3 separate regions of the Mus musculus genome follow, and regions 1 and 3 are each linked to region 2. Evidence: chromatin loops called from intact Hi-C (ENCODE). Cell type or tissue: left cerebral cortex. All regions are shown on one strand.

Region 1 (8,000 bases), 130 kb after region 2:
CCTCCAGTAAACGACCTTGAACGCGTGCCCTCAGGGCAGCTCTCCTAACTGTGGGTGCCCTTAGGCATGAGGTGTCTCATCTCTGCAACACTCTGCCGCCAGAACCCAAACCAGCAAGCTCTGCCCTGGGGGAGGCGGGCTATGTTGTCATATGATTCTCTAATCACATGATCCCTAGAAATGGGGTGTGGGGAGAAAGAGGAAAGGGAGGAGGAATGTGAACTGAGTAGAAAAGAAACACAGCATTCCAGGAGAGTCCCGCCTCTACGTAGACAAGTAACCAATGGAAGCCCTGGATCTCCGAGCAATGGCTAATGGAAATTGAGGTGGGCGGGCCATCGTGCGGCCAAGCCCTAGTCCTGGAGCTGACCGCCAGATGCCTCCCAGGGAGCCCGGACCCCGACGCAGGTAGGAGGACCCTCTGCAGACAATCTCCCCGGCTACTGTCCAGAGGTCCAGAGGCCTGACCAGGCTGCCTGTGCAATTGAGGGTCCTCTGGAGTCTCAGCTCAGAGACAAGAGAAGACCTGCCTCTTGAAACTCCCCTAGGGGTTTCTGATGCACTAACGAGGTTGTTTTTTTCTTTTCTTTTTTGGAGGGGTGGGGGCAGTTGTTGTAGAGACACCTCCCCGCACCCCCTCCCCCCCAATAAGAGGCTTCTCTTGCCCAGCATGTCGGAAAGCTGCAGGCCTTTCTCCAGGACAGGAACCACCCCACTCTTGGGCCAGCTCCTCTCTTGTCCGTACTTCCCACCTCTGTCTCCAGGTCCGGCTCTTTCTCTTTCGGACGCTGCAAGTGTTCTCTGCGGCGGCGTGCATTGGGTGGGGATCTCCGGCCCTTGGCCCCCAGAGCTCAAAGGGGTTGCGAGCAGGACCAGGGCGTGATGGCTGAGTCCCTGGGTTGTGTCAGCTTTATTTCCTTTCTTGGGGGGCGAGAGAGCTAATTTCCGCCTCTCCCCGCCACTTTTCCCCCGCTGCCTCTCATCTGGATTGGCTCACCTTTTAGGAAATTCATTTCCCCTCGACACTCAGAGTTGGGGGGTGCCACCTAGTGGAAGATGTCGGAGCTAGGGCTTTGAAAGGCTCCAGTTCTCCCTAGCTGTGTAGTGTAGAGGTGGCCAGGGGCTCACCACTCCCTAGCCCCGTTGAGAGGAACTGGGTCTTCCCTACCCCTTCCTGGTTAGGAGATGGCCTCTGGGATGTTCTTTGAATTAGGTGAAAGGGCACTTGAAAAGACCTAGAGAAGGAAAGAGAAAGATGGCAGATCCTTCTATGTAGCCCAGGCTGGCCTGGGATTCACCTTATAGCCCAAGTTGGCCTGGCACTTGCAACCCTCCTACCTCAGCCTCCCAAATGCTGGGATCAAAAGCATGCCTGCCATGTGTGGGTGGCATTTCCTGTCTTTCATAGCCACCAGTGTCCAGGCAGAGAAGAATTGAGACACAGGGAGCAATTTCTGACATAGAGTGTCACTTCCAGGACTAAAACCCAAGTCTCTGTACCTACTTTTTAAATATTTTATTATTATTATTATTATTATTATTATTATTTTTTTTTTTTTTTTTTTTTTTTGGTTTTTCGAGACAGGGTTTCTCTGTGTAGCCCTGGCTGTCCTGGAACTCACTCTGTAGACCAGGCTGGCCTCAAAACCAGAAATCTGTCTGCCTCTGTCTCCCAAGTGCTGGGATTAAAGGTGTGCACCACCACCGCCCGGCTCCCACCCTGTTTCTATCCTGCTTGGGTCACCTGCCAGAAAAATGCTCTGTCCTGTCCTGTTTGGACCTCTGGCCTCTGGGATTCAGGGTCCTTCTCTGACAATATTCAGGGAGACCAGTTGGCATATGAACCCAGTCCCATATCCCGTCTTTTTTCCCTGACTTGATCCTTAGGCATGGATTTGAAAAGTGAAAGTAATATTATAATTACTGTTTTGCATAGTTGTTGCAGAGAAATACAGTAAGGAGAGGGAGAAAGACTCCCTAGAGGGTCTTTGAATATTGTTGGGTCATTCTGGGTTGCTGGGTAGGCCAGCTGGGCTGGGGAAAGGCTTATTAGGGAAGTGAGAGGCTCGGTTCCTCCTGCTGAGGCAGTGAGGCACTGTGCTGGGTCTTCCCACTTGCAGCTGAGTTTCGGTTTCTGAGGGGGGAGAGACGGAGGCGGTCCGTTTGAGGTGCCCTGGTGATGTCGGGAAGGGCTCACCATGAAGTTAGCTTTAAGGCTGATCCAGTCTCTGTGTCCCCTTCCCTTGGGTGGGGTGGGGGGACAGTTGTGGGTAGGCGGTGGCTGGCCCATAGGGAAGCCAGACCAGACCCCACTGACCACTGCACTTCTGTTTTTACAACTTTCTCCACTGCTCGGTTTCCCATATGATCATGTGACTGATGACTGTCCCTCTCCATCCCCCAAGGCTTTTGAAAGCTACAGGTGGCAGTTCAGTGCCGGCAGTGGGGCTGGCCATCCTCCTGTGTCTGCTGAGGTCTCCTCTGCCTCCCAGTTAGCCCACAGTCCCATAGATAAAGCCACAAAAGCCACATGCCTTCCTGACTGCCATACCCCGTGCCCCCCCCCCCCACTTACCCAGAGTCTCAGCCGTATGTGAGGCCATGAATCCACACGTGTTCATGCCCACAGTGTGTGCCAGCTGACGCATGTGCGCTTGCTGCACACTGGTAGGACGCTGACACAAGCGACACATCTGCTTGCTTTCCTGTTGGCTTGTTGAGAAGACTCAATGAAGCCAGGGCCTTGGTCAGAGCACAGGGGAGTGCGTGGCCTCAGAGTAGAAGGTGGCACAGAGTTTAAGGTGGCTGCCAAACTTTGCTTGGCATTTGTAGGCAGACCATGTGGGTCCTGATGAGCTGGCTGGCCTTCGCGGCAGGGCTGGTAGCCGGAACACAGTGTCCAGATGGGCAGTTCTGCCCTGTTGCCTGCTGCCTTGACCAGGGAGGAGCCAACTACAGCTGCTGTAACCCTCTTCTGGTGAGTGCCTCCTGCCCCAGTTGGCACCCCGGGCCTTTTGAAGGGCTGGCTACCTTGGATTGACCAGAGCAAGGCTGGCACAGACCCTTTGGTTGATGTCATCTCTTCTTTCCAGGACACATGGCCTAGAATAACGAGCCATCATCTAGATGGCTCCTGCCAGACCCATGGCCACTGTCCTGCTGGCTATTCTTGTCTTCTCACTGTGTCTGGGACTTCCAGCTGCTGCCCGTTCTCTAAGGTGACAGTGCCATTGGCTTGGGGAGTTGGGGTGTGTGTGTGTGTGTGTGCTTAAAATCTGTGTTTACCTCTTTCCTTCACTCTAATAGTCCCAAGCAAAAGCGTCTTGCTCACACAGACCTCTCTGTGTCCATAGGGTGTGTCTTGTGGTGATGGCTACCACTGCTGCCCCCAGGGCTTCCACTGTAGTGCAGATGGGAAATCCTGCTTCCAGATGTCAGGTGCTGTGGGGCACAGGGGAGGGGGGCATGTGGGGAGGGACATCGGGTGGCACCTGAAGGGCCCAGGAGCCCAACCGCCTGGGTGGCCCTGATTCCAGAACAGAGGGGCAGTTCTGAGAGAAGAAGGTGACAGATAAGGATGCCGAATTAGGGGTCTGGGGACACGGAGAGGCCATGCTGGAGTGGTTTAACACCACTGGATGCCTTAGTTGTCTCTCTGCAGTAGGGGCTACCTGGGAGATCACCTAAGCCCTGGGACTGGCCACTAAACCTCCTGTAGCTGGACCAGCAGTTCCTTCTTGACGGTCCTGGTGAATGGCCTTTGCTGACTAGATTAATGGAATTCTGGGTTCTTCTATTTGCAGATAACCCCTTGGGTGCTGTCCAGTGTCCTGGGAGCCAGTTTGAATGTCCTGACTCTGCCACCTGCTGCATTATGGTTGATGGTTCGTGGGGATGTTGTCCCATGCCCCAGGTACAGGTGTAGGGAAATGGTGACTAGCGGGTAGCGGGGTGGAACTGGGACCTGGGGCTGATGCAGATGGATTGAGGATTATCTGTCTCTTCTCAGGCCTCTTGCTGTGAAGACAGAGTGCATTGCTGTCCCCATGGGGCCTCCTGTGACCTGGTTCACACACGATGCGTTTCACCCACGGGCACCCACACCCTACTAAAGAAGTTCCCTGCACAAAAGACCAACAGGGCAGGTGAGGAGGCTGGGAGCCACCCAGCCAGCAGCACCTGGGGGGTGAAGCCACATTTGACTCTTGGATGGGAAAAAGTCCCCACCATCCTGGCAACCCCTCCACATGCCTCATTGCTCTTTCAGTGTCTTTGCCTTTTTCTGTCGTGTGCCCTGATGCTAAGACCCAGTGTCCCGATGATTCTACCTGCTGTGAGCTACCCACTGGGAAGTATGGCTGCTGTCCAATGCCCAATGTGAGTGAATGGCTGGATTCCCCTGAGCCCATATATAGTCTTACAAGGAGGCTCCAAGCACTGGGCTGATCCCTGAGAGCTCTAAGGCTCATGCTGCCCCCTAGTGGCGGTTTGAAATAGTGTACGCTATCAGCCTGGCTCGCTCCCTGTCCTCACTACTGGAGTTCAGAGACTTATACTTGTCCCAACCTAGGCCATCTGCTGTTCCGACCACCTGCACTGCTGCCCCCAGGACACTGTATGTGACCTGATCCAGAGTAAGTGCCTATCCAAGAACTACACCACGGATCTCCTGACCAAGCTGCCTGGATACCCAGGTACAGGACCAAACTAGACCCCATTTCATTCCCTCAATAAAGAGGGGTTCTTGTCAGTTATGGAATGGCTATCAGCTGGGTGGGTTTTGATGGCCGCATGGAGGGACCTGGCAGTTGTAGACCCTCTCCACTGGCCTTGCATGAGGCTCACTGTGACTGGGTTAGCTGTGTGCTCCGTTCTCCGCACCTGGTCCCACTGCCTTTGATGATTTGGTCTCTGCCCACCTCACAGTGAAGGAGGTGAAGTGCGACATGGAGGTGAGCTGCCCTGAAGGATATACCTGCTGCCGCCTCAACACTGGGGCCTGGGGCTGCTGTCCATTTGCCAAGGTACCTGGGAGCAGTGGGCACTGCAGTCCAAGCGGAAGGGGCAGCCAGCTTGGTACCAGTGCTTATTGGCTTTGCCCTGTCTACCTTAGGCCGTGTGTTGTGAGGATCACATTCATTGCTGCCCGGCAGGGTTTCAGTGTCACACAGAGAAAGGAACCTGCGAAATGGGTATCCTCCAAGTACCCTGGATGAAGAAGGTCATAGCCCCCCTCCGCCTGCCAGACCCACAGATCTTGAAGAGTGATACACCTTGTGATGACTTCACTAGGTGTCCTACAAACAATACCTGCTGCAAACTCAATTCTGGGGACTGGGGCTGCTGTCCCATCCCAGAGGTAACATAGAAAGGGAGGCAGCCCTGAGGGGGTAGAGATAGCATCTTGGCCTGGGCAGGTGGGTGGCAAGAGTCCCGTGGCTTTATTTCTTCTGCACTCTGTCTAGTCCAGGGTGGGTACCCAGTGCTGTGACCTGTCCCCAGCAGGAGAAGCTATGAGCTAGAGAGGTAGACTCCCATGGTCCTCTGTAGGGACATTCTTCTCTGCCCACCCCTAGGCTGTCTGCTGCTCAGACAACCAGCATTGCTGCCCTCAGGGCTTCACATGTCTGGCTCAGGGGTACTGTCAGAAGGGAGACACAATGGTGGCTGGCCTGGAGAAGATACCTGCCCGCCAGACAACCCCGCTCCAAATTGGAGATATCGGTTGTGACCAGCATACCAGCTGCCCAGTAGGGCAAACCTGCTGCCCAAGCCTCAAGGGAAGTTGGGCCTGCTGCCAGCTGCCCCATGTGAGTCTCCACCCCACCGCCCTGGGGGAAGGGAGCTGTGTTCTTGGGATATGAGTGTGATCCCATCCCCTCGCTCCACAGGCTGTGTGCTGTGAGGACCGGCAGCACTGTTGCCCGGCCGGGTACACCTGCAATGTGAAGGCGAGGACCTGTGAGAAGGATGTCGATTTTATCCAGCCTCCCGTGCTCCTGACCCTCGGCCCTAAGGTTGGGAATGTGGAGTGTGGAGAAGGGCATTTCTGCCATGATAACCAGACCTGTTGTAAAGACAGTGCAGGAGTCTGGGCCTGCTGTCCCTACCTAAAGGTCAGTGTGACCCTGACTCTGGGGCTGGGTGTGGCCATGGGCTGTATTCTGCCCTGTCTAGTACTTACTCTCCTTTGACTATCCAGGGTGTCTGCTGTAGAGATGGACGTCACTGTTGCCCCGGTGGCTTCCACTGTTCAGCCAGGGGAACCAAGTGTTTGCGAAAGAAGATTCCTCGCTGGGACATGTTTTTGAGGGATCCGGTCCCAAGACCGCTACTGTAAGGAAGGGCTACAGACTTAAGGAACTCCACAGTCCTGGGAACCCTGTTCCGAGGGTACCCACTACTCAGGCCTCCCTAGCGCCTCCTCCCCTAACGTCTCCCCGGCCTACTCATCCTGAGTCACCCTATCACCATGGGAGGTGGAGCCTCAAACTAAAACCTTCTTTTATGGAAAGAAGGCTGTGGCCAAAAGCCCCGTATCAAACTGCCATTTCTTCCGGTTTCTGTGGACCTTGTGGCCAGGTGCTCTTCCCGAGCCACAGGTGTTCTGTGAGCTTGCTTGTGTGTGTGTGCGCGTGTGCGTGTGTTGCTCCAATAAAGTTTGTACACTTTCTGAATAGTATCTGATTTGTTGCGCCAGGGCCCTCTGATACCAGCATTCCCCATAGGAAAAAAAAAATCACACATACACATACACATACACACACACACACACACACACACACACACACACACACACACACACACACAGAGAGAGAGAGAGAGAGAGAGAGAGAGAAAGACAGAGCTTTAACCTCACCAGCTTTGTATTTTTTTTGTTGTCAAGAGTGTTATCACATTATCCTCTAGTCTCCAGGATCGCCCCAGCCACCAGCCCTGTGACATCCAAGCAGCACCCCTCCCCTCCCAAGGGTCCACAGAGATTGCCCCTCCCTTCCCAGCCCTCACCCTAGCAGCTGAGGCTGGCTCGCCCCTCCTGCTCTCCCACAATAGATCTTTCTATGTACAGCCACGTTTATACAGGCACTGCTCCCCCACCCCAGCCCTCTTCCCCAGCCCCTCCCATGGGGGACCGGGTCCCTCCCACCTCCCTCTGTTTGGAGGCCAATCCAGGGTCCCTTCCCAAGACACTCCCCCAGCACATACCACAGATGAGCTCTGCCGACCCCTGAGCTCTTCTCCGGGATAAGAGCGCATGCCCCTCCGCCATAGCATCCCGGGGCGCGCACTCTGGGAACCTGCAGGGGCGGTGGGTGACCCCCGGGCCGCACTACTTGACGTTGAACACCATTAGCGGCCGCTCCTCCCGCCGCTGCCACGGGCTCTTCTTGTCGCCAGCCTCGTCGCCCACCTCCGCCCCCAGCTCGTCCTCCGGGCTGGTGAGCGAATCGCGCCGCAGCTCACTGGCGCTGCTGCGGGAACTGTCCCCACGGCTGCGGCCCCGACCCCTGGGTACCGTGGCTGCCCGGCCTTCGGGTGCCACCACCTCGTCCAGCAGGGGCGTTAGCGAGTTGTCCTCCGGCGAGCAGAGGCCGGTGCGGCTCTCGCTGCTGCTGGGCTCTGTGTCTTCGCTGAGCGCCAGGCGCGGGGGCGCGGGCGGCGGCGGCGCGGGCAGCTGCGCGCGCTCCCGCTCTTCCCTCGGGAGCCGGCGGCGCGCAGGTCGAGCCTCGTGCACGTCGACGCCTGAGTCCAGGCTGGCATCGGTGCTGCGGCCGCCGCTGCCCGCCTGCAGGTCGATGTAGGAGTGGCGCACTTGTGAATTGGAACGTCCGTCCAGGGATACGAACCAGGCGCGCGGGTGAGGCTTCACTCCCAGTTCCAGCAGCTTCTTCTCGGTTAGAGCCTGCAGCTCGCCGTTGAGCTGCGCCATGGTGGACTCGTTGAACAGCACCGGAATGGTGACCGAGCCGCTGACCGGTGCGGAGCGCCCGCCGCCCCAG
Region 2 (8,000 bases):
AATTCCAGTGACCAGACGAAAGTCAAACCTTGGTTTTTCACTTTATTATACAAAAAAAAAAAAAAAAAGGGGAAAACAAAACCTCCACAGTGGGCCTTGATCTGGGACAGTCACGTCTAAGCCGCTCCCGTGGTACAAATTCAAGTGTGGTGGTTGTTGAAACCTACAAAAGACTCCTTAAATATTAGAAAAAAGGAGAAGGGTCCCAGTGCTGAAATATATCCTGGGCAACCTCTGACAGCACCAACATGTCCCACCCCCACAGCCCTACCTCTAAGAATTTTCCAATACTTGCAGTGGGAGGAACACATGTCCTGTTCAAAGTTGTTTCTAAGTGAAAACGCATTTCACTCAAGTGTAACAGTCCAGGGTGTTCAAACAAGGAGATGGAGTTCTCTGCAAGCCCTCTCAGGAACTTAAAACCCTGGTACTAAATTTTAGAATAAGGACAGTGTGTGTGTGTGTGTGTGTGTGTGTGTGTGCGTGCGCGCGCGCTGAGGGCAGGGGGTGGGGTGGGAGGGAATCTTCTCTTTAGGAATCTCCATCACACAGTCCAGGCAAATGTCTTTGCTTTCAAGAGGGACTGGCAGCTGGGCTGCAGCCTACTTTCTGTGGAGAGCCTACTTCCCACCTCTGGCTTTCATTTAAGAAGCAAAACCCAATAGCACGAACAAAAATTCTGGCCAACATAGTAAAACTGATAATCACCACAGGTAAAGGTGACTAGGATTTCACCGTCAAGGGACTGACCCTCTTCAGAAGGTCCCAAACTGCTGGCAAGCAGTTAGAGGAGCAGTTGCAGAGAGCATCTTCTGCATACAGGGGTGGCGGCAGGAAAGAGGGAGCAGACCTGAGAACTCAAAGGAAATGGGGATGGCCAGAGGACACGGGGCAAGGCAGGAAGAACTTCCTGAAGCCCAGGGCACCAGAGAAAAGCTTTAAGGCTCATGCCATGGTTTGCCCCTCCCACTTTCCTGCTGGACAGCACAGACCTGCAGCAGCTCAGGGACATGGCCTTGGCAGGGGCAAACTAGTATAGGAAGCATCAGGTGGTGTCCCTGAACCCCACAATGGAAGATGGCAGGGAGGGGCAGCCTTGGTTTGTTCCTGCTAGGGACACCATCTCCCAGGCCTCTACCGACCCTTTTTCCAGATTCAAAGAGACAGGCTCTAGACACACACACACACACACACACACACACACACACACACACACACACACTCTTCTCTCTCTCTCCTATCCACAGGCGCAGTCATGCTGTATCGCTCGCTCACGTGTGTGCACATCACACACACAGCCTCACACACACACACACACACACACACACACACACACACACAGCCTCACACACATTCTATGCATACCTAGACCTTTTTTTTTTTTTTAAGTCTCAATCCACCCCATCCCAGGCCCTCCCAGTCCCAGAAATGACAACAGAGACGGCAGCCGAGATCGGTAGGAAACGTCTCGTTGACAGCTCAGAGCTTAAAAAAAAAATATATACACACATATATAAAAAAACACTCTGCCCCTCCCCCACGAACGGGTCCAGGCAGCTCCTTCCTGCAGGGGCAGGGAAGAGGGACAGGGCCACTGCCTGCTTTCTTGAAGGCAGCACCCTTGTCTCCCTCCAGTTCAATGTGGGGGGTCCAGGTAGCAAGCCCATCTGGGAAGGAAAGGCCCCCCGAACATCCACCTTGCTGCAGGCTGCAGGTGTGGAGGTCTCACCAAACTCTTTAAGACTCTCTCCCACCCCCAAACTCCCCAGTCCATTGTCCATGCCGGAACTGCAAATGCAGAAGAGGGGCAGGGTGGGCCCGTCCAGCGCTGGCTCAGTCTGATGGTTGCTGTCCCTGGAGAACCCTGGAGCTGAGGCTCCAAGGCTGCAGAGTCCTAGCTTGGGCTCATGCAGCCTCCTACCCCCCACTGATTTAAAAAACAAAAAAGAAAGAAAGAAAGAAAGTGGGGAAGTCTGGAGGGTACGGGACAGAACACAGGGAGAGACAAAGGTTGTCAAAGGTTGTCAGTTGGGGAGATGAGCTCTGCAGGGGCTCTCTCCTTGGCTGCCTGCCTGCCTGCCTGCCTGGGGTGGAGGCTGAGCCTCAGTTGGAGTCAGAATCCGAAGAGTCCCCTGAGGATGAAGAGCTGGAGCTACTGCCCTCAGACTCGTTGTCTTCATCCTCATCGTCGTCATCTTCGTCATCTTCATCGTCGTCGTCATCATCATTCTGGGAGAATAAAGACCCCACCGTCACCGTGTGTGTGGCCCTCCTGGTGATCTACAACAACCCTCCCTCCCACCACGCCTCCTGCCCACCTCATCCCCATCCTCGCTTTCATCTTCACTGCTGGACTCAGAAGAGTCCCCGCCATCCTCAGAAGAGTCACCGTTCTCATCATCTTCCTCTTCCTCCTCCTCCTCGTCGTCCTCCTCCTCCTCATCGTCATCCTCCTCGGACTCCTGGGAGGTGTGGAGACGCATCAGCAGCCAGATACACCCACCTTGCCAGCCACCCACCCACCTTGCAGGGGTGCCTTACCGACTTGGACTGCAGGGTGGTCCGGCTAGACTTGGGGTTTGGGCCTCGGAGCTTGGTCATGTTCTTACGTTTCTGACAGAAAGGATGGGAAGGGGGCTGAAGTGAGTCCCAGCCCCTGCAGAGTCCCTCCAGCCTCCCCCTCCACTGCCTTGTGCTCCTGCTTACATTGGAGATGTATTCTTTGTATGCTGCGCGGTCCTGGGGAGACAGGCTCTGGGGAGAAAGAACTGGGAATAAGATCAACCCCATCCTACAGCTGGCTGCATACGCCGACGTCCACTGGGCAGAGCTCCCACATACCTTATCTTTACACTCAGTCTCCTAAACTTTGGGTCCCTGCAGAAAGCTTTTAGGGGCTCAGAACATAACTCCTGATTCTGAACACTGAACCAAGTCAGTTTTCATAGCAATGCCCTACCCCCAACTGCCGTTTCCAAATGGTAGCCCTGTACCTAGGGCTTCTTTAACTGCAAAGCATGCCCCCCCCCAATGACTCACGAGGTCAACCCCACCTGGACCCCAGTCTTTGAAATGACGACGAAGACTGACAAAATTCTTGAACACTGAATTCCTGCCATCCCTCTGGGTCTTTGGTTAGCCTATCTGAGTGACAGGTAATTCTCCCTGGACAAATGTGACCATTCAAGCACAGCAGTGGAGACTGCCAGCCTAGCCAGGCCCTACAAGTCTCCTGGTCCTTGCTTGAACGAAGAGCACCCAGTCTACACAAACTGTCTACTATGTAACCTTGGCAAATGACTTGATACCTTGGCTTGCTTAGCTTTAAAAAATGTCAGTACCCACTGCCCCGCAGGACTTCCCAGTCCCTGCAGGCACTCCCTTCCAAGGTGCCTTTGTCCTCTCTCTCACCTTGACCCAGAGGTCCAAGTGCACCTTGTACTGCCTCTGTTGCTCCTCCGCCAGCTTCTTATAGTGCTCCTTCTGGCTCTGGGAGATGCGCTGCCAGCGGCTGCCAATCTCCACCATGCGCTCCTTCAGCGGCAGGTGATTTAGCTCCCCATTGGACAGCAGCTCCTGGGAGAACTTCTGGTAACCGTTCCTGCAGCGTGGGGTGACAGGGACAGTCAGGGTCCTAAGGGAGCCGCCTTCTAAGCCCTGTCTACACCATAGGTCCCAGCCTCAGGCTTACATAGGAGGTTTCTTGGGTTCTCCCTGGAACTTCATCTTCTTGGAAGAGTTTGTAGCAGCTGGAGGGGCCCGCATCTCACTTAACTCTCTCTGTGGAGAGAGACGGAGAGGTCACACCCACACCCGCACTCCCCACCCCACTGGCGGGGGAGATCTCAACTCGGCAGAGATTAAGGCAGGAGGAGCTAGAGCTGGTAGTGGTAGCTAGCTGGGATCCATAGCAGGACTCTTCTCAAAACAACTGCTGGACAAGTCACTGCACCAAGAGGGTCGTTTCAAAAATGTTCCCTGAAATGGAAGTAGTCCCGTCCCGCCCCCCCCCCCCCCCCCCGCCAAAATCACCCAAGAGGCTAGTACCTTGACGCCCACCTAGCCTATGCCAGGCCGGAAGTTAAGAGACTGGCTCAGGGTCTTAAACAAAGCTGGCCCTCCTGGCCCATCATGGAGGCAGGTGGCCCAACCCCTTCCCACCTCATATCGTTTTTGGTCTTCTGCTGCCTTCTTAATCCACATCAGCTTCTCCTTCTTCTCCATGTTGTTCCAAGTCATCTCCATGGCTTTCAAGGCTTTCACCCGGTCATTCTAAGGTACAAACCCAGGATATCAGTTATGGGAGGGGGTCTGTTGCTAGAGACCATAAACCGATCCTTCCCCACTCTCCGCTACCTTGAAGCGGGCCAGATAGTCTCCGATGACACTCTGCTGCCAGATCTCCTCAGCCCTCTTGGGCGACTCCGGCAGCTTGCCCCTATCTTCACGCTCCCCGCCCGGCTTCCTCTCAGACTGCGCCTTCAGCGCAGCCTCCCGGGCCTTGTATTTAGCCTATAGAAAAAGCAAGGATGTTAACATTCGGGCCACCCCTAGGGGGCGCGCTAAGCCCACCCAGCATTCGTTGCCGGCTCCCTGTTGAGGAGGGCGGGTCCGGCAGAAGCCGTGGGCAGCAGTGACGTCCACCAAGCTCCGCCCCACCCATGGGGCCGCTCTCCAAGGGAGCCAACAAGGAAGCTGAAAGCTTCCCTTCTTCCGGCTCCCGCCCCAGCAATTGAGCCCGGGTACACGGTACACGTGTGATTCACTTCTGGTGCCGGGGAGCGGCTGTAACCGCGCGCATGGAAGTGGCCCAGGAGACCCTTAGGGAAGAGTAGTAGGGGGTCTCTCCAAGGCCCGACCTTCTTCTTCTCGGACAAGTCGTTCCACATGCGGGCCAGAAGGCGGGTCAGTTCGCTTTCGGAGAGCTCAGGTCGTTCCTCCTGTAGCTGCCTTCGCTTCTCCTCAGAGAAGATGAACATAGCAGACACAGGCCGCTTGGGCTTCTCGGAGCCACCCTAAGGGAAGTACGGGGAGTATCGGAGGTACAATTGCCACTAGCCTCCTCCTGTGAGCGGCTCCATCCTGGCCCCCACCCCCACGGGCATGGGACACTCACCTTGCCACCTTCCTGTGAAGGCTTCTTGGAGGCCGGACTGGTGGTTTGCTTCTTATTGATGTTCAGCATCTTCTCCTCCCCCAGAACCCGCTGCTGCTCTTCCTCCGGCAAGCTCTAGGTAGGAAGAAGGGTATGGGGCTGCAGCAGGCAGGTAGGCCGGCTCCTCGGACTCCAGAATGCGCCCTCTGCCCACCTCAAGGTGGTGCCTACTTACCTCAAGGAACCGCAGCAGCTCTACCTCATAATCTTTCTTTTTCTAGGAAAGTAAGGGGATTCAGTGAGTTGGGGTCAGCCTCCATTCTCCTGGGCCAGCCAGCCTCAGCAGGCCCCTAGGGACTGGGTGTATGTAACCTTCTCACCCCCTGAAGATGGCAGCCAAGAGGCCTGACAGACAGGGGAGGCTAAACCCGGCCCAGGCTGAAGGCAGGTGGCTGAGGCACCTGTAATCAGTGAGTTACTGAGCCCAGGCAAAGCTCATGCGCTAAACCCCAAGTCAAGACCCCGAGCTCGGGGTGGCCTGGCACCTGCCCTGCGCACCTGGTCACATTTCTTGTGATAGGCATCCTTCTCCTTCTGAGAGAGCAGCTTCCATTGCTGGCTGCATAGCACCATGCGCTCTGTGCTGGGCACATCCTTCATGTTGGCCATGAGCTCCGCACAGTACAGGGAGTAGCTGTTCCTATTGAATCCGGAGGAAGGCACACCCATGAGCAAACGGGACTGGGTTCAAGTTCTTCACGAACAACTCCCTGATGGCCCACTCGCCCACCCATCCAGGGCGGTGCTCACGGAGGCGGCTTGGTAGGTCGCCCATCGAACTTGTCCTTGAGCTGGCGCTCGGCCTTGGTGAGGGTGGACTTGGTGATGCCTTCCTCACTGATGTTCAGCTCAGGGTGCTTCTGGATATAGTCCCGCATAATCTCCTGCAGAGGGAGGTAGGGGAGCGGAGGGTAATGGGGTGTGGGGTTAGCGGGGACAACATAAGGGGGAGAGCCGCTGGGGAGGGGAGGCAGGGAGCAAAGCTGGGGATGGCCGTGTGTCTGTGTGTCTGCTGTGTCATCTGCAATATGGTGTCCTGCTCTGCCCTAGCCTGAGATCTCTCGGGTGGGAACGGGGCTTGTAAGACGGTAGGGACAGAGGAAAGGGGCCCAAAAGGCCCCTCCCTCAGTAGAAGGTCAGGGAACGACTGCCACGTGCAGAACGCTGTGGCACGAGTCAGAGGGCAAAGGCTCGTGAAGAGCCGGATGGGGAGGAGCGCAGCGGAAGCCTAACCTCGTACTCCTTCCGCTGCTCCAGGGCCTTATGAATCCATTTCAGCCTCTTTTTGTCCGAGAGCTGAGACCACTGCTTCCCCAGGGAGTCCTTCACCTCCTTCGTAGTGGCCTGCAAACCAAAAGCCGTCAGACACACGCAGGCAGCCAGGGGCAGGGGAGGGGGGGAGGGGCACAGAGGGCCCCGCCCCCCTCGGGCCACAGGAGGTCACGCAAGTGTCCACCGCAGGCCAGGAGGGTAAGGTGGAGAGGCAGGGATCCGCCTTGGTGCGAGGGACAGGCTCACACACACACTCATTCGCACGCCAGCTGGCCCAGGCCCTGTCCATGCAATCCCCCCCCCTGGGGAGGGGCCTCCTCTCCTGCTCCCCTGCACCATACCCAGCCACCAGGCGCGGCTCCCCCCTTGCCACCGCCGTGTGCCCTCCGCCCCTACCCTTTGGCCAGACACTCACATCCGGCCGCACTTTGAGATACACCTTCTTCTCGTGGGTGTACCACAGTTGCTGGGGAGTTTTGGGTTTCTCGGGGATGTCCGACTTCTTGGCATTCTGGATAAGGTCAGGGTGATCCTCCCTAACCAGGGGACCGGAGCAAGGGTCAGCAGGGGACACCGCTAGGGCAGACCCCAGCTAGCTGCCCAAGCCAAGCCTTTTAGGCCTTCCTGCAGGAGCTCGGTGGAAGTTTGTGGCTGGCAACCTGTCCCTGCCCCTGAACCTGACACTACAGTCTACACAAGACTTCCACGTTTCATGGACGGTCAGTTCTAGTCTCAGACAGTACGTTTATCCTACCGCACCCAGTGCCCCATAGCCCTCCTCTGCCTTACCTGAATCGGGCCAGGTTTCGCTCGAACTCCTGTTTCTCCCTCTGGAAGTCCTGAATATATTTCATCTGAGGGGAGGAGGGGATGGAGTCACCCAGGACCCAAGGCCTACTTCACCCAGATCTAGAAAAAGCCACCCTCCTCTGTGACTGCCTTGCTTCCTGCTATGATTTTAGATGCTTGGTTCCTGTGCCTCTAGTGAGCTGGACTTACATTAAGCTTGGTGACTAACAGCCAGATAGTGGGATTTTCAGGGAGACTCCCAGTCACCCATCTCCATATTAAGACAGAATGCCCCAGAAGCCAGGAGACATCACATCACCCAGTAGGTGAACTGTGACAGGTTCGGACTACCCAGCACTTTCTCTAATACCACATAACTCCCTTGAGTCTCGTGGCGCTCTCTGGCTGCTGTGCTCCCTCTTCCCACCATCTCTGTGGCAGCTGATGTTGGTCTGTCCCCTCTGGGGTGGCTAACAGCACCAGGAAGGCTTAATTCTGCTTCTGAAGCAGCAGAGGATATTGTTGAAGGGGCAGGAGATGAGTTCTCACAACGTAAACCACCTCCCAATAAATGGCCTAAATCTGCAGTTTCTTTCCCATCCAGCACCAGCTCTGGGTCTCCGGCATTCCTGTCTTCTTGGTCACTGTCCCCTCCTGCCTTGTCCCTTCCTCTGTGCTCCTGGAGCCCCAGGCTTTTAGAAACCCCTCCCTCCTCTTATGCCTCTTCCCTCTTGCATAACATCCATTTCTCCTTCCTTCCTTTCTCAATTCTGGGTCAAGATAG
Region 3 (8,000 bases), 99 kb after region 2:
AGGACAGCCTGGGTGACTGGACTGGGAGGGAAGGCACTTGGCTCAGTCTCCTGATCCCACCCGTGCAAGAGCCGGTTGCTCCCCGACTTTCAGCGGCCCAGAGGCTGCTCCTGGTTGAGCCTCTGGAAGAAGCTTTTGCCAAACTCGTAAGTGCTGATCATGATGGCACAGGAGGGTGCAGCCTTGATGATCCTGGGGAGGAAGCCTGTGATGGAAAGACAGACCACAGTGAGGGGTCCAGGTCCCCTCACACACACAGCATGGATATGTATCATATATGCAGTGCATTCACAGAGACAGACCTGCAAAGAGTCCCCTGGTGCCAGATTCAGCCCGGATTCTGCGAAGCAGGAGCCAGGTGGAGTCCACTCTGGGCGGCTTCACTGCAGATGCAAGGCCCGGCTCAGTAGGGCTCAGCTCAGGCCCCTGCCTGCCCTCTCCCCTCACCAGCCCAGCTTACCTCTCACAGCCTCCACCGCTCCCAGTGACATCTGTCGCTGTGTCTTCACCACATCGAAGGGTAGGGTAAGGGTGGCAGCCACCTGGTCAGGTGAGGACAGGGCTCAGCTCCATTCCCAAGCCCTGAGAGGGACTAACGCATCTCAAGGGCGGCTGAGGAAAGCACACAGGCTCCCTGGCAGGCATTGCAATGTTCTGTAGGTCACCTCTGGTGGCCCTACCCCCAGGGCAGTCAACTCACCATTCCTGAGATGCCACCGGCCACGAAGCTGATGCCCACCGATGTCTGGTCTTTTGGTCTCAGTCCGCTCAGCCAGCTCTTCACCAACTCGTAGTTGAACCAGTACAGAGCTTGAGAAGGAGATACACACTCATTAAATGGGGGGGGCAGGGAGGTGGGCTCCAGACTTCTCACCCCTCACCCCCACAGCCACACCATCCCAGGTGCAGGCTTGCCTGCTCTCAACCAGGTCCTCCTCACGACTTAGGTCAGGAAAACCTAGGCAAAACCCTAGGTCCCTGCTAGACCTGTCCTTATATAATGAGGGACCCAAGGTTCAGGGAAGTGATTATGACTTCACGGCCATTTTAGTAACGAAGGAGGGACTTGGTTAAACATTACCAAGAGCCCTTTACCCTAGGCCCTGACCCCGAGCGCCTACCTGAGAAGGGGACATCTCGAAGAGCTGTGGGACCCCAGCCCAGCCACAGAGAGCGCCAGCCACCCTGAGTCACCGCAGCTTGAACAGAGGAAGCCAGCTCACGGTATGACACATGCTGAGCCTGCAGCTTGGTCCGCACGAGCTCCAAGGGGCTGACAACTGTCACGGTGCCCACTAAGGAGGCGAGGGTTGGTAAGACAGCAGAAAGAGGTCAGGCCAAAGAGGTCATGCATTCAAACCCAGCTGCTGCCCCAGGGCCTGAGGGTTTAACATACTCCCCCACCCCCAGGCTAGCAAGAGGCTGGGACTGGGACCCAGAAGGTCAATGGTTAGTTGTGCTCACTTCGGGCGAGGGCACCAGCCACCATGGGTGCGTAGAGGTCAGAGGTCAAGGACTGACCACACAGGAAGGCCTTGAGTTGGTCGTAAGCAGTGAAGTAGATAGCAGTAGCTGGCACGGTCATCACCCTGGGAGTATGGAGAGGCCAGGAAAATCACTTAAGGGCTCCCAAACCTCTCAAGCACCCCCTTCCCTACCCAGCCATGACTAGGGTACTCACAGGGTGGCTGGGAGGCCGCTCCACAGGGTCCTAGTGCCCTCATGCCGCACAATCTTCACAAAGGCATCCTGACCAAGCCAGCAGGCAGCCCAGGGAAAGAAGACAGAGATGAACAAGGCCTGCGATGGACTGGCTCAGCCTCTGCCTAGAGTCTTGCTTGAGTCCTGAGAAGAGCCAGTTAGCTCTACACTCACACCCCACTCCACGCCCCCCAACTTGGTTCTAGGTGGACTCCTAGTCCACCCCTTAAACCTTAAGGAAGTGGATGGACGTTGGTGCTACACATCTTTAGTCTCAGCACTCGGGAGGTGGAGAAGGTGGATCTCTGGGAGCTTGAGGCCAGCCTGGTCTATTACAAGAAGAACCCTATCTACCACTACCCCCCACACACACACAAACCTAAACAAACAAACCACACAAACCCCCACCCCCACCCCCAAAACCACAAAAAGCAAAGAACAAAACAATTCCATAGTAAAGAACTTTACTAGTGTGTATTACGCTATTAGGTCCTGTTTTTGATTCTCAGCATCAGGACCAAAAAGCTTTCTGAAGGAACAGCCTCCCAGGTAAGCCCTTCCTACACTGAACAACCACCCCATTTGCTTTCCATTCCCCACACCGGCAGCCTAGCCAAATCCAAATCGAGTCCCTCAGAGACACATTGATTCTGCTCCTTACCAAGGTGCCAGTGAACCGTGTGGGGTCCTGAAACCAGGTGGCACAGCGGGTACCATTTGGGCACAGGTACAGGGGCTCCAGGACTCCATTGCAGTATAGGAGGCACTTCCCTGGGGACTGTAGAGCGGAGGATGCTGGGAAAGGGAACGGACATTAGGGTGGAAGGGCCTGGAGCCTTGCTGGGTGACATAGCTGGGTCAATATGTGGCTATTCCAGTGTCAGAAAGCTGACTAATGTGGCCTCAAAGTATGGGGGGGCAGGAGGGGATCTCGAGAGAGGGTTTCTCTGTGTAGCCCTGGCTGTCCTGGAACTCACTCCATAGACCAGGCTGGCCTCAAACTCAGAAATCCGCCTGCCTCTGCTTCCCAAGTGGGACATTAAAGGTGCGCACCGTGCACCACCACTGCTGGGCTCATGTACTACTCTATGATCATGGGTAACCCAGGTACTCGAGGGATACTCAACACTTCTTCCCTGGGCCCTCCCAAGGGCCTGGGGCTTGGGGCACTCACATTTGGTGTAGGAGAGACTCCAGAATCTGGAGGGAGTTGTCAATTCTGAAACACAAAGGTCAGCCCTGGTGGTCAGGAATGCAGCCTCCCCCACTAGAACCCCATCTCTGGGAAATCCTTATTTTGTCAGGCAGCTCGCCTTGATCTGGTACTCACCGCTGGTTGCCGAGGGTCTCTGAGACTGAAGGCGGACCTTCACCACATCCAGGGGTGTCACTGGGGAAGGAGGTAGGTCTGAAGGTTCCTTCAGGACACCACTCACCCTCTTCTTTATCAGAACCAAACTGCCTCCAACCTTTAGCCCACATTAACCCCCAGCTGCCCCATCCCCCATCTCCCCAGGTCTTACTGAAGAGGGAGGTGACCACAGCCCCGGCTCCTGAGGCCACCATTTGCTGAAGGGGGCTAATGCCCCCAGGGTCCTGATCATCCATCTTGGAATTTCAATCCTGAAAACACACACCACAGTCAAATGGAGCTTACCCCCTGACAAGGCAGGCCTGAGTGGGGGGAGTGGGGAGCAAGCATGAGCTAAGGTGCTCTGGGACTTTAACGACAGCGCACTCAGGTCTCATCCAGAGTTTGCCTCTATAATCTTTAAAATCTAGAAATGTGCTCACTTTGCCGAGGGGAAAACTAAGGCTCAAAGGTTGCTGTGACCTTCAAGGTTACGTCATTCGTTTGGAAAGAAGCTAGAATAGCCGTCGGCCAAAGACAGTGATGGCTATTTTCTCAGCCACATGCTCCTCCAGACCAGAGGCCGAAAGATCAAACACCTGAGCCCCTCCACCCAACATCTGGGCGGACACATGAGCGCCCCGGGCGAGGAGAGGTCGAGTCGGGCACCGAGAGAAACGTGTAAACAAATCTGCTGATAGAGGAAGGTCCACCTTCCTTCCCAAGATTGCTGGCCCTCCCCCACACTGCCTGCCTGGGGCCAGAGAGGACAGGCCGTGAGGCCTGGATGGCAGGACATTCTCTGTCTGCCTCCTCTCTCTCTTAAACACAAGCCGCGGAGATGGAAGCAGAGACCTAGTAACAAACCCTTTCACCGAGACTCGGCCGCACTCCATGCCCAGGCCCAGTAAAGGGGTTCACGGAGAGGCCCACCCCCTTCCCGCGGCCTCGATTCCCCTCCCAGCCGGGGACCCTCGGAGAACCCACTCCAGCCCAGGCCCGCCCACCTGGCTCGGAGCCGGTCCTTGCGCCGCGCCACGCCAGGGGCCTGGCGGGCCCATAGCGGCTCCGCGGCCGGTGCAGGGTCCGCGCGTGCCCGCTTCGCACAGCGGCCGCCCGGGAGAGCGGTGAGACCGGCTCCGCCCCCAGAAGGCGAAGCCCCGCCCCGTGGCCGACCGGCCGCGCGCACGGAGTGCAACGAGCTCCGCCCACTCGCGGCCCTCCTCCCACCCCCCCAGTTCCGCCCTTGCGCCGCGGCCGCGTGGGCGGGTCGCCGCGGCCCCGCGCTCCTTGCGGCCGGCAGGTCAAGGTCGCCGACTGGACGGCGCTTGCACCCGGCTCCAGTAGCTCTCCTCTGCCCACGCCCTGCAGGAGTGTTGTCCGGGGAGTCCAGACCTGCGATCGCTGGAACTTTCCTGACCGCTTGGGTATTGCTGCTCCGCGTCCTTTTACGAGGCAGCTGCCGCGAGGGTCGGTTCTTCAAGGTCATCAGAGTGTGGGACAGCAATGGCAAACATCTGCCCACTTAGCTCCGTGGCGGGAGTTTACGATTTATGGCGAGCCTGTTGGCTGGAATCACCATCCTCTTTTACGGATGATGAAACGGGGTTGCAACCCCAGAACGCTTTATGACCTGCAGGGCAGCCTTGTCAGCCGACCTGCAACCTGGGCTAGACGTGGTGTGGCCCTGGGCAAATTTACAGGACCTCTTTGGGCCGAGGACACAGAGAACGTAGAGCAAGAAAGAAAACCAGTGTTTCGCGACAGATCTTAGACTGTTACCACTTTTAATACTTAGAAGTTTTTTGTTTCTTTCCCCCAAGACGATCTACGTAACCTTTGCTGGCATAGTTTCCAATGTAGGCCAGAAATGGCCTCTACCAAAACTTTTCATAGTAGGTAATTACAGACGTAGGTACCCCCATTTTACAGAAAATGAAATGGACTCAAGTTAAAACTTTTGCCGCTGCCTTCCCCGGTGGGCTTGCAAACAGCGCTGTTTCCGCACCAGCTCAGTACCCGGCACCCCACCGCCCGCCTCGCCTCTAAGACTTCCAAGCTAAAACGGTGTTAACAGAAACTGGAACACGCGGTGTGAGGCTGCACCTTTAAGAAGAAAAGGCCGCGGCTTTGACGTCACTACCGTCTCCGCCCCTCAGTCCCCAACTGGTTGCAGACCGCGCTGGAGCCGCCCAGCCAGCCCAGCTAGCACGTGGATTCCAAGTGGCCAACCATAACTTTACCCTGAGAAAACCCTTTCGGCATTTCCATGGCTCGGATCCTCCAGCTTTGGGGGCGGAGTGAGAGCAAACGGGTAGTTAGGAAAGCAGCCAATGATCAAAAGGCCCGGGCAGTCGGTTGGCCGTGAGGCAGAGGCGGCAGGAGAGTCACGAGTGAAGTGTCGCTTGTGCTGCCCTGTCCTATCCTGTGTCCTCTCACCCCAAACCTGGCTTAAAAGTAACACAAAAGCTGGGCATGGTGGCGCACGCCTTTAATCCCAGCACTTGGGAGGCAGTGGCAGACGGATTTCTGAGCTCGAGGCCAGCCTGGTCTACAAAGTGAGTTCCAGGACAGCCAGGGCTATATAGAGAAACCTTGTCTCGAAAAACCAAAAAAAAAAAAAAAAAAAAGGTAACACAAAAGTCGTTTCATAAGCTGTCGGTTCAGTTGGGAATCCAGCGCCTGCTAAGGCCATTTCAACCTCAAAGTTAATGTTTTACCACGTTTCTGAGCAGAGATGATTTTTCTATTCTGTAGAGAAGAAAACTGAAGGCCCTGTGTATAATCTCTTCTCTCCCCCTCTCTCTCTCCCTCTCTCCCTCCCTCCCTTTCTTGTTTATGATTTGGGGTTTGGCTTTATTTTCTGTTTGTTTTGAAGCAGTGACTCATAGCCCAGGCTAACCCGAAACTCCATGTTTAGGCAAGAATTACTTCGAACTCCTGCCTCCCAGATGCTGGGATTACAGGCATGAAAGACCATAACCAGCGGTAATTAATTCTTTGCCCACCCCTTACCCCAACTTCCAGTTTATAGATGAGAAAAGAGTCCCCTGAAGTCACTCAAAAGATCCTATTTGCTCTCAATGAGGTCACTGCCTCAGCAACATGACTCCCAGTGTCTGTCCGAGGCCATCTGCAGTCTGTAGGAATGTCCGGAGTAACGAGGTTACTAGAACTACAGACCTGGAGGAAGCAGTGAGTTTCCAGGGGCCCTGGAGGCAGCTTGTGGCCATCATACAGATAAAAAGGCCCAAGCAATCACTTCTCACTGAGACTTCTGAGAACGGAGCAGCAGATGGAATGAACTGGTATCAAAGCTGGCCTGGCCAGGAGCTCGAGCAGGGCAAGCCCCAGGGAGGGCAGGAGCTGGGAGACCTCCAGCTTGCATCCCCAAAGCCTGTGGAAACATTTCCAGGTAGAGGCAGAACTTCAATCCAATATCAAGATCTAAGCAACAACTCTCTGTCTAAGGCCAACACTGTCACCATCTAGCGGGACTTTCCAGAGGCAAAGAGCCAGAGCCTCTGTCCAGCCACTGAATCCCCCCCCCACCCCCCAAGAGAAATCCAAAGTTCAGACCCAGGGAGGGCTGACCAGTGGAACCAGGAAGGGGAGGGCAGCAAAGCCACAGAGAAATGGGAGAAAAGGGGCCTCTGTGACGTGGAGAGCAGAGGCCACAAGCACTCGTTTTTTTGTTTTTGTTTTTTTGGTGTTTTGAGACAGGTTCTCACTATGTAGCTATTGGCTGTCCAGGAATTCACTATATGCACCAGGCTGGCCTTGAACTCCCAGAGATCCACCCACATCTGTCTCCCAAGTGCTGGGGTTAGAGGTGTGTGCCAGCATCCTTGATCTTAAGCCACACACACTGGGTTGTTTAGGAGCAAATGAATCTAAAGTCTCAAATGGTGAGGGGGGGAGGGGAGGGGGAGGGCAGAGCAAGAATACCAGAGCTAACTTTGGTATATTGGGGCTCATTTTTTTTAAACTTTCATTCTTTTTTTTTTTTTTAAGGTTTCTTTATTATCTGTAAGTACACCATAGCTGTCTTCAGACACACCAGAAGAGGGAATCAGATCTTGTTACGGATGGTTGTGAGCCATCATGTGGTTGCTGAATTTGAACTCAGGACCTTTGGAAGAACAGTCAGGGGCTGGTGAGATGGCTCAATGGGTAAGAGCACCCGACTGCTCTTCTGAAGGTCCGGAGTTCAAATCCCAGCAACCACATGGTGGCTCACAACCATCTGTAACAGGATCTGATGCCCTCTTCTGGAGTGTCTGAAGATAGCTACAGTGTACTTACATATAATAAATAAATCCTTTAAAAAAAAAAAAAAAAAAAGAACAGTCAATGCTCTTAACCACTGAGCCATCTCTCCAGCACCTCATTGTCTCTCTCTCTCTCTTTTTTGTTTTTGTTTTTTGAGACTGGGTTTCTCTGTATAGCCCTGGCTGGTCCTGGAACTCACTCTGTAAACCAGGCTGGCCTCGAACTCAGAAATCTGCCTGCCTCTGTCTCCCAAGTGCTGGGAGGTGTGCGTCACCACTGCCCAGCCTAAATGCAATATCTTATATGTAGACTTAGAATTAGTATAAAGTTGATTTTGTTTATTTTATCTTACTTTATTTTGAGAGAGGGGAGGGCATCGCAATAGGTAGACTAGGCTAGCCTAGAAGTCACTTTGCTGACCAGGTCAGCCTTGAGCTCTCAGAGGATCCATCTGAGTGCTAGAATCAAATGCATGCTCCACAATGCATGCTCCACCATGTCCAGCCCCAAAGGATGCCTCTGTCTTCAAACGTAAGGCAAATGTTCACCTAAGGCTGTGTTTCAGTGTTCCAGCACGCACTTAGCACTCACAGGCCCTGGCTTCAATCCACAGCAAACAAACAAAACCAAAAAAATGTCATTATCTGGCTCAGCCCCACTGGCAACAGTCTTTCCT

Evidence for each region. Hi-C counts contacts between places; a loop is a spot of excess contacts. Peaks named below come from ENCODE experiments on the same cell type or tissue, not always from the same donor. Only the 100,000 strongest peaks of a DNase experiment are listed, where the experiment ranks them.
Region 1: a loop joins it to region 2, with 4 times the contacts of the local background. A loop is called at or near these places in 31 of 42 quality-filtered maps.
Region 3: it touches region 2 in a loop (2.7-fold over the local background); 39 of 42 quality-filtered maps call a loop at or near these places.

Annotation. Positions count from the first base shown.
Region 1 is chr11:102,430,133-102,438,132 of GRCm38, forward strand. It overlaps Grn (granulin), which reads left to right and starts at 375. Exons shown (of 13, transcript NM_008175.5): 1 at 375-408; 2 at 2,833-2,977; 3 at 3,093-3,218; 4 at 3,354-3,438; 5 at 3,804-3,913; 6 at 4,010-4,145; 7 at 4,268-4,377; 8 at 4,571-4,694; 9 at 4,927-5,024; 10 at 5,114-5,359; 11 at 5,577-5,810; 12 at 5,892-6,116; 13 at 6,203-6,677. The coding sequence starts at 2,840. The coding sequence ends at 6,340. Fam171a2 (family with sequence similarity 171, member A2) reads right to left here. Exons shown (of 8, transcript NM_199200.2): 8 at 6,849-8,000. The coding sequence ends at 7,331. In left cerebral cortex, CTCF peaks have their summits at 1,050 (motif pointing left), 4,489 (motif pointing left) and 7,553; DNase peaks (open chromatin) are centred at 236, 1,039, 2,148, 2,382 and 7 more places; H3K4me3 peaks cover 2,396 bases; H3K27ac peaks cover 2,218 bases.
Region 2 is chr11:102,304,538-102,312,537 of GRCm38, forward strand. It overlaps Ubtf (upstream binding transcription factor, RNA polymerase I), which reads right to left. Exons shown (of 21, transcript NM_011551.7): 6 at 7,217-7,281; 7 at 6,843-6,963; 8 at 6,389-6,499; 9 at 5,906-6,039; 10 at 5,654-5,795; 11 at 5,331-5,372; 12 at 5,117-5,230; 13 at 4,860-5,015; 14 at 4,357-4,512; 15 at 4,162-4,272; 16 at 3,692-3,780; 17 at 3,412-3,601; 18 at 2,707-2,754; 19 at 2,542-2,613; 2 more. The coding sequence ends at 2,104. Among named protein-coding and RNA genes, the nearest start is that of Ubtf, 11 kb to the right of the region's middle. In left cerebral cortex, a CTCF peak has its summit at 4,558 (motif pointing right); DNase peaks (open chromatin) are centred at 4,613 and 5,879; H3K4me3 peaks cover 564 bases; H3K27ac peaks cover 478 bases.
Region 3 is chr11:102,403,331-102,411,330 of GRCm38, forward strand. It overlaps Slc25a39 (solute carrier family 25, member 39), which reads right to left and starts at 4,187. Exons shown (of 12, transcript NM_026542.3): 1 at 4,060-4,187; 2 at 3,225-3,324; 3 at 3,032-3,091; 4 at 2,876-2,920; 5 at 2,363-2,496; 6 at 1,682-1,749; 7 at 1,465-1,589; 8 at 1,122-1,295; 9 at 701-810; 10 at 461-542; 11 at 303-383; 12 at 1-205. The coding sequence starts at 3,309. The coding sequence ends at 90. Mir6930 (microRNA 6930) reads right to left here and starts at 1,657; the gene lies at 1,590-1,657. In left cerebral cortex, no CTCF peak of the experiment used is centred here; DNase peaks (open chromatin) are centred at 1,296, 4,214 and 5,258; H3K4me3 peaks cover 2,897 bases; H3K27ac peaks cover 2,988 bases.